2 separate regions of the Mus musculus genome follow, and region 1 is linked to region 2. Evidence: chromatin loops called from intact Hi-C (ENCODE). Cell type or tissue: heart. All regions are shown on one strand. Each heading gives the region's core, and the rest is flanking DNA. Links, peaks and the distances in the headings are about the cores only. Region 1 overlaps Epb41 (erythrocyte membrane protein band 4.1). Region 2 has its middle 8.0 kb from the start of Epb41.

Region 1 (5,376 bases), core at 181-5,180, 100 kb after region 2:
GGCAGGAGGATCAGAAGATCAGTATCATTCCTAGCTAAATGGGGAATTTCAGGATAGCCTGGGTTACATAAGACCCTGTTTCAAATAAATAAAAAATTAAAACTGAAGAGATTTTTATCATGGAGTCCAGGCATAAACCCAGAGCTAGAAAAATAGAAACTATATCTATGGAAACTACAGGGAAATCTACTATTTAGCTCAATATGACAAGTTGTTTAGTAAAGTTCTTCAAAGATGTGATAGGCTTATCTCAGAGGATGATGAACTAAAGCTCTTTCGCTCTTATTTATCCTCGAATACTCAGAAAACTCACTGGTAGAAACTTAGAAACAGACGTTCAAGCATCTGGTCTCTCTTGGACCCGTGGATAATTTTCAGGATTCTCCTTGCCTGAATGTCTTATGAGTTCATGTTTAGGTTCTGTTCATTTGGTAAAATTTCATTGCACACTTGGCTTTCTGGAGCCATCGCTGTGCTCTGGATCGTTCTGCACTGGACAGCGGTTTCCATGACCCTGTCACATGCTGTTAGGACATCAGAACCTCGGCTCAGGAGCACTTCCATGACAAGTCTGTTCTGTTTACGTCTTGTCTCCTGATGGAGGCTGGTGTCAGAAGTGGATGGAGTCAGATAGCGTGCGCCTTTCCTAAATGCTGCAAAACAAAGTGTTCCTTCAAATAACGTCAGCAAAAGAGAAAGGAAGCTGACAGCCTGATTCAGTGCACTGGTACGAAACCTGGTGAGCTGTTTGATCTCCAAGACCCATGTGGTAGGAGAGCAACTCCTGCAGGTTGTCCTCCGACCTCCATAAGTACTTGTGGCAGGTATGAGCCCACACATGATTAACTTACATTGTGGCAGGTATGAGCCCACAAATATTTAACTAAGTTTTTTAAATTTTTAAAAAAGAGAAAGATGGTTGTAAACTGTGGGCTTTAAGAACATAAAAGGGCATCTTCTGGTAAGATCTCAGTCATTGAATTGAAGCTGTGTGTGATTTATTTCTGTAATTCTTATATTAATACATTTAGGTGCTAATAATTTTCTCTATAGTCATTTTTAGGAAAAAGAAGTCAAGAAGCATTTAATTTTGGAAGCATTTGGGTTTGATAACTAGATAAATAGTCATGATTAATTCAGGTGTAGTTTGCTTTTCTTAAGTTATGTGGTGATTAATATTTTAATTTTTTCTTAATAATTAGGTACATTAATATAATGCCATTTTCTATAGTGTTCTTTCTGGGCTTAGGAATAGTACTTAAAATTTAATATACTTAACATCAAATTTTTACTGTCAGATCTCTTATGCTAACTTCATGCAATAATGAACATGTGCACGTCACAGTGGGTGTGGAGATCCAAGGACAGTGTGGGAGTTTTTCATGCCAGCCATGTAGATTCTGGGGATGTAACTCAGGTTGTAGGCTTGGTAGCAAACACCTTTATCTGCTGGGCATCTCACTGGCCTAATAGCGGTAACTCATGCCTTGACACCTAGCTGGGTTACTGAGGCTGTCTCTGACTTAGACAGCATGCCAGTGGATGCTGTTTTTTGTTTTTTACCAATTGCTTTGTGACAGGTTCTGGTTGCTGATCTCGCTGGGTTATTTAATAATAGCCAATAATGTGCTGAGGATGACGCTGCTTGTCTTTCAGGACTTGGAGGGAGTGGACATTATTCTCGGCGTCTGCTCCAGCGGCCTTCTGGTTTACAAAGACAAGTTGAGAATTAACCGCTTTCCTTGGCCCAAAGTGCTAAAGATTTCTTACAAACGCAGCAGCTTCTTCATCAAGATCCGGCCTGGAGAGGTACATAACTTAAATTTCTTTTCACTCAAACCAAACATGGACTGAAACATCCCTTGTAGCGGGACACGGTAGCAAATGCTTGTAATCTCCGGACTTGTAGTCGGGGGCTGAAGCAGGAGGAGAATTGCAAGTTCAGGGTGAGCCTGAGATACGTAGGAAAACCTGCCATCTGAGGAGGCCTCCTGCAGCTAATCCTAGCACTTGGGAGACGGAGAAGGGGGAGCAGAACTTCCAAGTCGGGCCACGTGAGACCTGTCTCTAACACCTACTAAACAGAAGTAAACAAGTCAACCTCCCAAATTGGTGGTCACATTTCAGGATATACCCACATAATTTTAGCTTTTATATAAAGAAGCTATCATTGTACAACAGAAAATTGTTTAAATAGGAGTTCATTTTTTTAAAGTTACTGTTTTTTTTAAACATAAATCCTTATTATTTTTCTTTTGGTATATATATATATATATATATATATACACACATATATATACATACATACATATATATATGATTTATTTATTTATTTTATGTAAATATACTATAGCTGTCTTCAGACTCACCAGAAGAGGGCATCAGATCCCATTACAGATGGTTGTAAGCCACCATGTGGTTGCTGAGATTTGAACTCAGGACCTCTGGAAGAGCAGTCAGTGCTCTTAACCGCTGAGCCATCTCTCTAGCCCTTGTTTTGTTTTTTACAGAGGTCTGTCTATGTAGCTTTCAATGTCCTGAAGATTTTGTGTGTGTGTGTGTGTGTGTGTGTGTGTTGTGGGTGTTGTATATGTTGTGTGTTTTTGTGTGTTTTATGTGTGTGTATTGCATATGTGTTGTGTTTGTGTTGTCTCTGTGGTGTGTGTATGTGGTGTGTGTGTCTGTCTGTGTGTGTTTGTATGTGTGTGTGTGTGTGTTGTATGTTGTGTGTGTGTGTGTGTGTGTGTGTGTGTGTGTGTGTTTGTTTAGGGAGCTATGTGTCTGGGTATGTGCACATGAGTATAGGTGTCTCAGGACATGAGAGACATTGACTGCCCTGGAGCTGGAGCTTTTTTTCTGTCAGATCTCTTCTGGTAACTTTATACAATAATGAACAAGTACATGTCGCAGTGGCTGAGGACAACATGGAGGTTTTTTCATTCTACCATGTTGATTCTGGGGATTGATGTAGGTGGTGGGAACTGAACTTAAATCCTGTGTGAGAGCAGTATGTGCTTTTAGCCACTAAATTATTTCCTACCCAGGGCATTTTTTAAAAAGCTCTAAATTCTTCTCTACCACTTCCTAGAGAAGTGAGTCTGGAAAGATCAGAAGCTGAGTGTCCTTATATTCATGAGAGATAGTAACTTTTCTGTCCCAGAGAAGCCCAGGCTGACCTGAGGTGGCGTCGTGTGTGTGTATCACCATCTGCTGGTCAACAGTGGTACTGCCTCAGCCTGGAAGTACTGGCTGTGCCTTGAAGCACTGTTTCATTCCATACTCATTTGTTTGTGCAAGCACCTATCAGTATCTTCCCTCCGAGTTTCAAATCCACGACTCTTAACAAGAAAGAAGCTTTTGAGACAGGGTCTCTGTATGCAGCCCCTCAGTGTGGCCTGGAAGTCAAAAAGATCTGCTTGCCCTGACTCTAGTGTTGACATTGAAAGGCATGCACGCCACAAAATGTTTATTAAACAGGTTCTTTGTGTCAGTGACTATTCTAGGGTCTAGAAATATAAAAGTAAGTAAAAGAATGCTATTCTTCAGCCAGCTTGCATTTTAATATAGGAAGGCAGAAATAAGTACATACACAGAAAGAAATATAATAAATGCTATGAGAAGTCTTCGGCTTGAAGTCTTAGCTATCCAATATATGTGAAAATACACAGTTCTTCCTCAAATCAGCTGAGACCAGCAGGATTCTGAAAAGTGAGGTGCCATGACTATTTCAGAGGGCTGTGCCATCTCATAGCTGACTGAGCAGATAATTTCTCTGACCTCAGTGTCTCCATGTGTAAAATTATACTTAGATATAGAAGGACCATTGCTAGAAATAAGAGCATGCAAACAAACCTGTTTCCTTTTCCGTCTTACAAAGTGTGCTTGAGGTGGAAACAGAGGCAGACCGAAGGCATAGAAATAGATGGATTTCTAGTAGGCCTGGCAGGAGGAGGAAGTAAGTCGCAGAGACTCGCTGTCCACCGTGGTGACTGCGGGTTACAGGAGGGTTGCTGAGAGGTACACTAGCAAGTGTAAGGCCGGGCTTTCGTCTTCAGCACTGACTCTTCCCATATGGCCAACAGGATGACTTTTAAGTATTCTTAAAAGACTCATGAGTTAGTCCAGAGACCAGGTAGCCTCGTTTGGTATTCTGCAACATATGCACACACCAGTCATTCTCAACAAGTCAGTGTGTGTCAGTTTTAAAAATTAAAAGAATCTGGGCTGGAGAAGGAGGCACACACCTTAATTCCAGAGCTCTGTGCTTTACATAGCCAGACAAGCCAGGGCAACGTAGGGAGACCCTGCTTTAAAAAAAAAAAAAAACAAAAAACAGTCATCTGGTTTGAGACAAATGTTTAGTTCCCAATACTAATTTCTATTGTGTAATAATAGTGGTAGGCTGGAGCAATTATGGGATGTCTCATTCCCTGATTACTGAGTAATCTATAATTACAAATGCAGGTCTGTGACTAACAAAAAGCAGCTTTAGACAGTCAAAGGTTGACTAAAGTGTGTCTCAGGGCAGTACCTGCATACTGTGTGTGTTCTAAAAATTAGGATGTATAAGTAATAGAAGACCTTCTTCCTGACCTTATTACTTTGGACAAAACCTCCATTGCTGAGCAAATTTCTTTTAATAAGAAAAAATATTAATATGTTTTTTTTAATTTAAAAAATATTGTGTGTGTGTATGTTTTGCCTGCATGTGTGTCTGCATCACATGCATGCCTGGTACCCATGGAGGTCAGAAGAAGGTGTTGGGTCCCTTGGGAGCAGATGGTGGTGCGGTGGTAATAGATGGTTGTGAGCCACCATGTGGGTTCTAGGAATTGAACCTCAGTCCTCTGGAACCACTGAGCCATCTCGCCAACCCCCAGACATTGTTTGTGTGGTATCTCTTCGATGGTATCCTGTTTCTCAGGCTCTGTGTCACTCTGATTGAATAGTATTTATATTTTATGTTTATTTGCCCCTCTATAGCAAGAACATTATGAAAGTACCATCGGCTTCAAGCTCCCCAGTTATCGAGCGGCCAAGAAACTATGGAAGGTCTGTGTGGAGCATCACACGTTCTTCAGGTATTTTCTGCTCAAGTATTTCTTTCCCAAGGATATGTTATTTGTGCCTGCTTCTATTTTGAATCTGTTATTGAAATTATCATCTCTGTGGAGCTGGCATTTTATTTAGCTCAGGCAAGAGCAACTTAATCAAGACAATGCGAACCCGGTTCTTCCTCTTTTGGCTGGAAAGCATGGCTCAGCATTCCCACGGTGCCTTTCCATGCACTGTAAAAAGAACAGCGGAAGTAAAGAGTGAGACCCAGTGTTTGCCTGGGGCTCTGGTTGCTTTCACAGCAGCTGAACTGTCCTGGAC
Region 2 (5,376 bases), core at 213-5,212:
TCATGGGTCCCAGGAAGGACCTTGGCTTGAGGTTTATGAGATCTGTTGCCAGTGTTTCCAGCACGTATATCGGGCATCTTTAAAAAAAAAAAAAAAAAAAGATGTATTTATTTATTTATTTAATGTATGCTAGTGCTCTACTTTCAAGCACACCAGAAGAGGGAAACACACACAGAAGTGGATGCTCACAGTCAGCTATTGGATGGAACACAGAGCCCCCAATGGTGGAGCTAGAGAAATTACCCAAGGAGCTAAAGGGATCTGCAACCCTATAGGTAGAACAACATTATGAACTAACCAGTACCCCCAGAGCTCGTGTCTCTAGCTGCATATGTATCAGAAGATGGCCTAGTTGGCCATCATTGGAAAGAGAGGCCCATTGGTCTTGCAAACTTTATATGCCTCAGTACAGGGGAACGCCAGGGCCAAGAAGGGGAGTGGGGGGAGGGTATGGAGGACTTTTGGGATAGCATTGGAAATGTAAATGAAGAAAATACCTAATTAAAAAAAAAAAGAAGAGGGAATTGGATTCCATTACAGATAATCATCTGTGAGCCACCGTATAGTTGCTGGGATTTGAACTCAGGACCTCTGGAAGAGCAGCCAGTGCTCTCAACTGCTGAGCCTTCTCTCCAGTCCTATGTCCAGCATTAAAAAAAACCCTGTAACTCCAGCTCCAGGAGACCCACTGCCTCTGGCTTCTGCACGTATACGCATACACGTAGAGGTCAGAGGTCAAGTTCAGGTGCTATTCCTCCAGAGACCTTGTTGTTTCTCTAACATTATTTTAAAATGCATTACCATTAGTGCTTGTGCCCTGATACACATGTGGAAGTCAGGGGACAACTTCTTAAAGTTGGTTTTCTTCTTCCCTCTTTATCTGAGTACCATAGATTGAACCCAGGCTGGCATGGTTGCATGAACCACTTCACTGGCCCCATCTTGTTGGGTTTTGTTTTGTTTTTGTTTTTTGTTTTGTTGTTGTTGTTGCTTTGTTTTTGTTTTGTTGAGACAGGGAACTCTCCCTGGGACCAAGGGCTTGCTGGTTAGGTCAGGCTGGCCGTGCTCCAGGGATCTGTCAGTCTCTGCTTTCCCAGTTCTGGATATCTACAGTTAGGACACCCTTCCAAGTTTTTATGTAGGTACTAGGAAGAAAACTTGGCCACTAGGCGGAAGTGGCTTCATGCCTTTAATTCCAGGACTTAAGAGACAGAGACAGGCAGATCTCTGAGTTCAAGGCCAGCCGGGTCTACAGAGAAAGTTCCAGGACAGCCAGGGCTACACAGAGAAACCCCATTTTGTAGCAGCAGCAGCAGCAGCAGCAGCAGCAGCAGCAGCAGCAGCAGCAGCAGCAGCAACAGCAATAGCCATTGGGTTTTGTGACTCAGCAGTTAAGAGCACTGGCTGCTCTTGCAGAGGACCCAGGTTTGATTCCCAAATCCCACAGCATGCTGTTTTCTGGATTTTGCTGGCACCTGACATACAAACCCACACGTAATTAAAAATAATAAAAATAAGTATTTTTATGGCTTAGTGTTTAGTATTTTGTTATAGACTACTTTTTAAAAAAAGATCCATTTATTATATGCAAGTCCACTGTAGCTGTTTTCAGACACACCAGAAGAGGGCATCAGATCTCATTATGGATGGTTGTGAACTGCCACATGGGATTTAAACTTAGGACCTTTGGAAGAACAGTCAATGCTCACCATCTCACCAGCCCTACTGTAGATTTCTTGTGGAAGATATTAGTGTCTCTCTCAAATCTATGCCCTTCTTTAGTAGTAACAATAGCATCAATAACTGATTGTTTCTCATGTACTCTGAGCCACACATGTTAAGGGCTTATAATATTTATCTTTTGTAACCCTTACAATTTTAGAGGCATTCTTTTAAAAAATTGATTTATTTTATAACGTATGAGTGTTTTGCTTGCATGTATGTGTGGTGCCCTCAGAATTCCGAAGAGGGGGTTGGATTTCCTGTACCTGTAGTGACAGATGGCTGTGAATCACCATTAGTTACCAGGAATTGGACACAGGTCTGGCACAAGAAGAAGAAATGCTCTTAATCACTGAGCCATCTCTCCAGCCCAATAAAAATAAAGGTTAACAAAACCCCTCAGGTCCTAAACTTGCCAGACAAGCTTTCTATAGACTATGACATCACTCAGCACCCACCCACTTAGGATAGAATCTTACTAAGTAGCTTAGGCTGGCCTTGAGATCTTTCTGTCTCAGTGTTCCGGGTGCAAAAAAAAAAAAAAAAAAAAAAAAACCAAAAACCAAAAACCAAAAAACAGGTCTGTGCCCCATCGTGTCCATTGCTCTCTTTCTTAGGGGAAGAAAGTGCAGGGGTTCAGAGGGTAGTTTAGACTGATTTAACTTCATGACAGTCCTCCCACCCCCACATCCACAAGTGCCGAGATTACAGGCCTGAGACACTATGCCTGGCTGAATTTTTTTTTTCTCCTTTGTCTTTGCTTGAGAAAGAGACTCAGTATAGTCCTGTCTGGCCTGGAACTTGCTGGGTAGACCAGGCTGGCTTTGAACTTGCAGTGATCCTCCTGCCTCTGCCTCCTGGATTCTGGGGTTACAAGAACCTGTACCTGGTCACTTTTTTTTTCTTTCTCTTAAACGGGGCCCTAAACAAGCTGCCTACCCTACAGTCTGGACTTTGCCTAACTGGTCAGTCGTCCAGCCTAGCTCGTCTCGCCTCTTGCTGTGTCTCTAGTGTTGTGGTGCTGGACGACGTCCAGACTTAAAGCCTCTTCCTTGTCAACCGTGCATGTGCTGTCTGTCACTGAGCTAAAGTCACTAAGGGCACTTAGGGAGGAGCTAAGGAATAGGATAATGTCCTTTATTTGTTGACTCTTAGCGAGTTGTGTGACCTGGCTATGCAACCCAAGACAGATTGCCTGAAAGCCCCCTTCCCATAACCCCTACTTATAAATGAGATGCTGGCCGGCACTAACCCTGGAGCGTCTTGAGACGGCTCAACTCAGTGCCTCGGCCCCCTCAGCTCTATAACACTAGGTGGCGCCAAACACCACCTTTCCTTCTACCTGGATTTTTTTTTTTTTTAAAGCGTGGGTGATCATCTCAGGTCTTTCCCAACTGTGGTCAAATCTTTCCCGCTCCCCAGCAAATTAAGGTGGTGTGTTCAAGTCCTGCTCAGGCTGCTTAGGGCCTGTGTTCACGAGCAGGTCACGCGCCCCATTTTATTCCTCTCTAAAGCAAGGGAAGAGGGGACAAGGCGCTAGGCATCTCCCAACACCCAGGACTCTTCCTTGGGCAGAGATTCTCTTGGCCGGATTGACAGCGGCCACACATGGCAACAAAACCAGAGGAACCAGAGCGGTGGGGCCTTTCAGAATTCTTAAGCGTTCGGTGGCAGGGTTACAGATACACTAACATAATTTGTCTGGGGACACCCCCATTCTCTTATTCACCCCCCCCCCCATTCCAACCCTAACCTGGGACAAAGAACACTTACATTTTTCTCTATTTATGTCAACTCCCACCTACTCATTCTAGAGATTTGTCCCATGTTCCCAATGTGTCCTTCTGAGATAATTGACCCCATACCCACCACCAAGCCTCCTTCTATGAATGACTGCCACACCCCCCATATACCATGAATGGTCCCACTCCCCAGCCATCCCCAAATCTGTCTTTGTGTGCCTGGACCTGGCATCCGAGAACTTCAATACCTTGGTCTCATGGCTCCTTCGGTTTGAAAGCTATGCCAGCCCGTGTGTTTTGCTCCTGGAACGCATATTTTTACTATTTTCCTATCTTTGAGTCTTTACCCAGGCTCCTCCTCCATATGGAATGTACTTTTCCAACCCTATGTAGTAAATTCATCCTACAAAATCTAGCTGGAAGGTTACCTCCTCCAGAAAACATTCTTCATGCTGCCAATGGAGCCATGTTGCCTTCCCAGCTCTGAGTACACATTAGTTCAGGGTGGTCCTCATAGGAGCCGTGGTGAATCACAGCAGGGGTGTGCCCCCCCCCACACACACATTCCCCCTTAGAGAGTAACATACAAATGCTTTCTCTTCCAGTGGCTCCAGTGGGAAAGAGAGACAGGGTGTGAGAGCCGTTGCATCATCTGATTGACGAAGAAACAGGCTATGATTCCTGCGAGAAGCAGAGGCAGGATTCAGACTGCGGCTGATTAGGGCTGCCTGGTTGCCTCAGGATTGCGTTCCCTCTTTCCCAGCATGCCTTTGGCCTGGCTGAGTTCCTCTTTCTACCCTTGGACTTAGCAGGGTATTGGTCAATATTTCTGCTTGTTGAACTAGTAGGGTTCAGTGTATTTTGGAGACAGGGCTGTACGGAGGCTTCTTAGCTTCCTCTTGAATTCAGTGTGTAGCCAAGGCTGACCTTGAGCTCCTGAGCCTTCTGCCTCCACCTTCTAAGTGCTAGGATCGTGGGTGTACACCACTACATCTGGTTTTTTAATTTAAAAATGTTTTCACCCCCACCCCACCCCTGTGTGTGGGTCAGAGGTCAACTTGTGGGGGTTGGTTCTCTCCACTATGTAGGTACTGGGGGATGGAACTCAGGCTTGGCAGCTGGAGTCTTCACTTAATAAGCCATCTTTCCAGCCCACCTGGCAGGTTATGAATTTTGTTTATTTATTTATTTAGGTTGTGTTTTGTTTTTATAAAATTTGTTTGTTTTGAGATAGGATAGCAGACACTATGAAGGCTCTCTTAAGCCTTGGCCTCCTGAAATATTATGACTAGAGACGCAGAGCATTGAGCATTCTCTCTCTCTCTCTTCTCTCCCCTCTCTCTCTCTCCCTCTCCCTCTCTCTCTTTCTCTCCCTCTCTCTCTCTTTCTCTCCCTCTCTCTCTCTCTCACTTTCTCTCTCTTTCAGAGAGATTAACTTTTTGTTTGCTTGCTTTGTTTTCGAGACAGGATTTCATGTGCCCCGGGCTGGCCTCAGATAGATTCTCCGGCCTAGGATACTAACTGAAGTGTTAGTATTGTGGGTACGCTACCATGTCTTTGTTTTTGAGGGGAGGGGTGTTAACTTCCCATAAAGTCCTAAATAAAGTTCAGTTGAAGAAACAGATGTTCCCACATATGTACGCCCACGTGTCACCCCCCCACACCCCATCTATTCCCTGGGCGCTTTATCGCTCAGCTCACGCCCACTTGAAGCTGGGGACAGCACCCAGGCTCTGACAGGATAAGGAGGCTCAGGCATTCTCAGAAGGGGAGGGAGGCTGACACAAACAAGTCCCTTCCCCCCCCCCCCCCCCCAGTTTATCAGTTGCCCACAGGCCCCAGCAAACTGAGCCTTCAGCCTCCAGAGGAAGAAAGCTGTGCCCTGCCTGTCACCCTCGAAGTTATTTCAGAA

What was found. Hi-C counts contacts between places; a loop is a spot of excess contacts. Peaks named below come from ENCODE experiments on the same cell type or tissue, not always from the same donor. Only the 100,000 strongest peaks of a DNase experiment are listed, where the experiment ranks them.
Region 1: a loop joins it to region 2, with 7 times the contacts of the local background. A loop is called at or near these places in 32 of 42 quality-filtered maps.

What each region holds. Positions count from the first base shown.
Region 1 is chr4:131,975,243-131,980,618 of GRCm38, reverse strand. Epb41 (erythrocyte membrane protein band 4.1) reads left to right here. Exons shown (of 21, transcript NM_183428.3): 9 at 1,657-1,809; 10 at 4,984-5,081. Among named protein-coding and RNA genes, the nearest start is that of Tmem200b, 56 kb to the right of the region's middle. In heart, for the core only: CTCF peaks have their summits at 2,198, 2,399 (motif pointing right) and 3,217 (motif pointing left); a DNase peak (open chromatin) is centred at 3,208.
Region 2 is chr4:132,077,440-132,082,815 of GRCm38, reverse strand. No RefSeq gene overlaps it. Among named protein-coding and RNA genes, the nearest start is that of Epb41, 8.0 kb to the right of the region's middle. RefSeq lists an enhancer at 3,589-5,376. In heart, for the core only: a CTCF peak has its summit at 3,020 (motif pointing right); DNase peaks (open chromatin) are centred at 3,055, 4,245 and 5,175; H3K4me3 peaks cover 1,053 bases; H3K27ac peaks cover 1,606 bases.